2 separate regions of the Mus musculus genome follow, and region 2 is linked to region 1. A link is a loop called in an ENCODE intact Hi-C map of the cell type or tissue named here. Cell type or tissue: gastrocnemius. All regions are shown on one strand.

Region 1 (2,500 bases):
GTTGGGATGTCAACTGTCTTTCACCTCATTTGAGTTTGACCAATGTTCAGTGAAGACACAGAGAGAGAGAGCACCCCATTTCTCAACCTGCATATTAGTGGAAGGTTTGGGTCTGTTTGGACTCTATCTCAAAGCTTGCCTCTGCTAGGAAGTCACATGAAGGGTTTGGGAAGAACCAAGTTCATCTGTCACAGCGTGGGAAAGCAGGGGTCCTACTGAGACTATGGAAGCCACAATCACAATTCTAGAGTTCAACCCCCATGTCTGTCTTTCCTACTTGTTTCTGGGACAGGCTAGACAAGCAATCTATTGCTGAGCTATATCCCCAGCCCACCCTTTATTGTGTTTTATTTATTTTTTATTTTTTTATTTCCAGAAATGGGATTTCTCCATGTAGCCCTGGCTGACCTAGAACTTGCTCTGTAGACCAGGCTGGTCTCAAACTCAGACCTTTGCCTGCCTCTGCCTCCTGAGTGCTGGGATTAAAGGCGTGTGCCGCCACCACCACCACCACCACACCACCTGTGTGGAAGTCGGGGGACAACTTTCAGGAGTCAGTTCTCTCCTCCCACCATGAATTCCAGGACTAGACCTGTCAGGTTTGCACAGTGGCTGATGCCTTAACCCACGGAACCATCTTTCTGGTCCAGACACTTTGCTTTATTTCCCAGAGTACATACAGCTCTGTTTTTGTTCATTATATAGCTGCTAGATGGTTTAAACTTTACTGAAGCCCACTTGAAAGTTTAGGAAAGTTGGCCTGTGGTGTAAAAACTGAATTGAAACAGTTCTTCAGTTGGTTACTTTTCTCAAAGGAGTCCACAGCTGGGCCTGCGCAGAGCCTTTTATCCCTCACCCCTGACCCCGTTAGCTGGTTTGGATCCCTGTTTATCTCATATTTGTCAATTTTTAACTGGAAGCACACAGCCCTATGGTATGTATTTTGGATTCTTGGGCAACATTTAGCCTGCTTCTGGGCTTTCTCTCTCCTCCCCCATTTCTTCTTTTAAACTGGTTTTTGAAAGACTAATATATGCTGGGGTTGGGGACCGAGGTGCTTGGACTGACTGATGGTGCTATTGTGCCCTCTAGTGGTGGCTTGTGAGAATTTCAAACATCGCCCCAGAAGGCTTGAGTCTGAAGATTTTCTTGCCTCTGTTACATATTACATATGATAATTTGATAGCACCCAAGTGTTTCGCCTACACTGGCTGTTTGAGAGATATTATATTCATATCACTGCCTGATTACTGGAAGTTTGTCATAAAATTAGTCTTCAGAAGCCCAGAAATGGGCAGCCTACTCTGCTTGCTTCTCACCCCACATCAGTGTGCAAGGAAGGTGGACAAAAAAAGGACTCTGCAAAATCAACTGAGACAAGTCTAGGGACAAAGAATAAAGGGGAAATGGATTCAAAGGTTTGATCATAAACAAGCCTTATCCTCAGCCCTCACTTGGGTCTGAGCCCAGAAACGTAAGGCAAGCCAAGAGTTGAGAGTACGCCAGACTTTATTCTTAGGAGAAGGGGAGTTGGGCAGAAAGTCTCACATAAGCTTGTCCTTTAGGGGAGTCTAGGGTATTTACACTGTGCCACTTCCTCTACCAGGATTTCTGGCTGGCCTCACCCGTTCTCCCTCTGCTCTTCTTCCCCTGAGTCCTTGTTTAATCTTGGGGATAACTTCCTTCTCCATCGCAGTTAGGGAGGGACTGATACTCCTATTGTTATGTTATGTTACATTACTCACTCGGTAGCCTGGGTGACACTGTCAGACTTGAGGCTGACATGAGGCTTAAATAGCTGACCTATCTCTTTTCTCCAGCAAGTGGACCCATAACAGCAGTTTCCTTAGAGAAGTACATATCACAGCAGTGATACTAGCTGGGGCGGGATGTGGTTCTGTGGGCAATTGCTGGCGGGCTTGGGTCTCACCCTCAGTACTAAGCAACACAACCAAAGCACCACCACTAATATCAAAAGACTAAACAACGTAGGAACAGATTTTGTGCCTTTACTCTCCCCAAGGACAAGGAAAAACGAGAGAGAAGGTGACCTCAGGCTTTAGGATGGTCACCCAGAGGTTGGCAGAGCATCTTACCTGTTGTGTAACACAACGAGAAGGAAGGATGGGTGGGGTGGGCAGTGGAACCAGATGAGTGGAATCAGGAGCTGCCACACAGTTGGAACACACACAAGGAGTTGTGTAACTTAGATACAGCAAAGCCCTTCTTCTTCTGAAACCTACATGTTGGTGAGAGAGAACTCCCCAAGGAAAATTATTTCAAAACCAGGACAAAGTCAGATGTGTCAGATGGTTAGGGAAAAAGAAAGCAGTGTTCCTGCAAGTGGCCCAGTGACAACAGAACAAGAAGATCCATGTGAGCTCTCTCTGCCTTGTGAGTGCTCACTGCCTCGGTAGCAGAAGGTTGCAGTCTGTGTGTCAGCTGAAAGACAAAATAGAGATTATAGAATGGCTTGAGATTCAAAGAGGAAAAGTTGCAA
Region 2 (2,500 bases), 220 kb before region 1:
CCACATTGTGTCTCTCACACAGGACCAAACCAAACTTTCTGCAACATGTTCTAAATATGTGGAGGAAGGAAGGTAGATCCTCTAAAGCGGTAGAAAGGACTCTTGAGACAGCTCCGCCGCGGGTAAAGGCCTTACAGGCAAGCCCAGAGACAGAGCTCAAGTCCCGGACCCCACCGGGGGAAAGAAGAAAGCCAACCCCAGAGACTTGGCATTTTACCCCCGAACACACTGTTGCACGTGCATGCCTGCACACATAAATAAACAAGCAAACAAAAACCCACAGGAAGCAACAACAAAGATCAATGGAATTTCATAATTTAAACAAGAAAGAAAATTGTAGGGGAAAGATTCAACGGAGAAGAGGCTATACAAGAAACAGAGAGCCAGATCTGTCTGAAAACAATGCTGAGGGTGCTTGGCAAGACGAAGAAGCAGCGCGACTTGTGCCAGCCCAGCCAGGGAAAAGCTGCGAGACCCTGTCGCTATACAAATAAAATAAAATTCAAAAATCCTAGGTGGGTATCTACATATAAAACTGACTCTCTTCTATAAACATATGTTCAATAATATTGACTTATTTAAAATATTTTCTTGTTATTTAATCATCATTTTTAGATTGTGAGTTTTTTTTTTTAAATATAGTGTTCCTGTATATTTCAAATAATGGGCTCAAACAACTGCAGCAAGTGTGGCCTTTCAAATGGGGGATATATTATAAATTTAGAAGTATTTAGCTTTTGTTGGGTTTTGTTCATGAATAAATTAAAGTCTTGCCTTTAAAAAAAATAGACTGAAGAAATGTGGAGAGGCAAACAGGCAAGTTGAGTGGAGCAAGCTATGTTGTTATGCAGTCAGAGCCAGCAGGTGGCGATAGAGTAGAGGCAGCGGAAAAAGGTGTCCGCTGGTATGACAGGTGCCCAGCAGGACATTCCAGGGGTAGTGGCAAAGACTTGAGGACTACTACAGTCTTCACATTCCTGAACATCATCCTCTGAGTTCTAAACTAAAATGCATGTTCTATACTGTCTCACAATGACTAAATTCCCCGGCTGGCTTCTAGTTAACTTTATAAACAAATGGGGCTGGTGTGGTATTATGCAACGCAAGGTGTCACTGACCTGGGGGAAGGAAAAGAGCTGTTTGCTTCCCATTTTATGATTGAGTGCAATTTCGTAGTGTGACCCCCGTGTGTATGAGCCTCACACTGCGCCTTGCACACAGCACATCCGCGGCCTCCTTGGCTTCCTTCTTTCCAAACTCTGTTCACCTCACAGCCCCTTAGTTGGTTGTCCCCTGTCCCTCTGAAGTAAAGTTCTTGGCCTTGGAAAGCCAGCAGCCCCTCTGGCCAGAGACCTTTCTGTCCTTCAGCCTTTGTTGTTCCAGATTTCTCGCTGTGAGGCCTCAGCAGTTGCCAGAGGCCACCCTAGGAGCTGGGATCTCAGTGCACAAACAGTGTTATGCATTTGTCTCCTCCTGGGGGCAGCATCCTCCTCACCCCCACACAGGCTCAAACTGAGCATATGTACGGGCACGCGAGCACACACACACACACACACACACACACACACACACACACACACACACACACACACGCACACACGCAATACTCCCTTCCTCATAACCTGTTTCTCATCTGCCCCGGAACAATCTCCAATTCCTCTTTCCTGCCTGGTCTAATCAGCTTCGCCTCTGGGCCTTGGCGTCCCCCGGTATGCAAGCCAGAGGTTTGCACAGTTGATCAGATTGTAGGGAACACTATGTTTCTTCCCCTGCCGCGGCTTGTTTTCTTCAAGGGCCAAGGCCAGCCGGCTGAGCTGTCTTCCTTTTGCCCTCCTTCTCTCTCTTGCACGTGGCCCAGCTTGCGCTGGTGTCTAGAAAAGTCTGCACGGCAGAGCTGACTCTCGGGGAGCTTGCACTTCAAAAAAAAAAATCGCTGTTGGGAGACAGACAGGGTGCTGCATTGCCAATTCGGGGCAAGCCCACCTTGAGGAGGAAGGCGGGATGGGGGTGGTACACACCTCAGAGTTCTGGCCAGAATTCTTGTTTTGCTGCCGCTGGGTTTTTCCCTAAGCAGAACAGGTTTTTCTCAGGCCAGCCAGGCTGCCATGAACTTCTGGTCCCTTCAAGCAGTAAACACCACCAGCCACGGGTTTCAATCTGCACTCTGGCGCCTCTTCCTCGTTTTCTTTCAAACTGCGGGTTTGAAAAATTGGAACGCTCGGACTGGAGAGGAGGCTCGGAATTAAGAGCACTCGCTGCTCTTGCAAAGGTACAAAGTCCGAGATTTCCTTCCCAGCAACCACATTGACACAGTGTTGTCTCCAGGGGTCTAGATGGGATTCATCTTCTCTTCTCGTTAGAGAATTAAAAGGTGGGGAAATTTTCCAGCTGGACAGGTAGCCACAGATAAATCTCAAACACAGCATGTAGGATCAGTAGTTGAAGAAAGGCATATATGGGGGTGTGGGGGGGTTGCGGGGTGAGGAGACACACACACAGA

The links. Hi-C counts contacts between places; a loop is a spot of excess contacts. Peaks named below come from ENCODE experiments on the same cell type or tissue, not always from the same donor. Only the 100,000 strongest peaks of a DNase experiment are listed, where the experiment ranks them.
Region 2: it touches region 1 in a loop (9-fold over the local background); 38 of 42 quality-filtered maps call a loop at or near these places.

The regions. Positions count from the first base shown.
Region 1 is chr1:153,893,703-153,896,202 of GRCm38, reverse strand. Gm38440 (a long non-coding RNA gene) reads left to right here. Exons shown (of 2, transcript XR_387481.3): 2 at 1-2,479. Among named protein-coding and RNA genes, the nearest start is that of Teddm1a, 3.3 kb to the right of the region's middle. In gastrocnemius, a CTCF peak has its summit at 1,090 (motif pointing left); a DNase peak (open chromatin) is centred at 1,092; H3K27ac peaks cover 348 bases.
Region 2 is chr1:154,117,209-154,119,708 of GRCm38, reverse strand. LOC108167736 (a long non-coding RNA gene) reads left to right here and starts at 1,856. Exons shown (of 4, transcript NR_168298.1): 1 at 1,856-2,269. In gastrocnemius, a CTCF peak has its summit at 1,458 (motif pointing right); DNase peaks (open chromatin) are centred at 881, 1,464, 1,785, 2,097 and 1 more place; H3K4me3 peaks cover 1,311 bases; H3K27ac peaks cover 1,608 bases.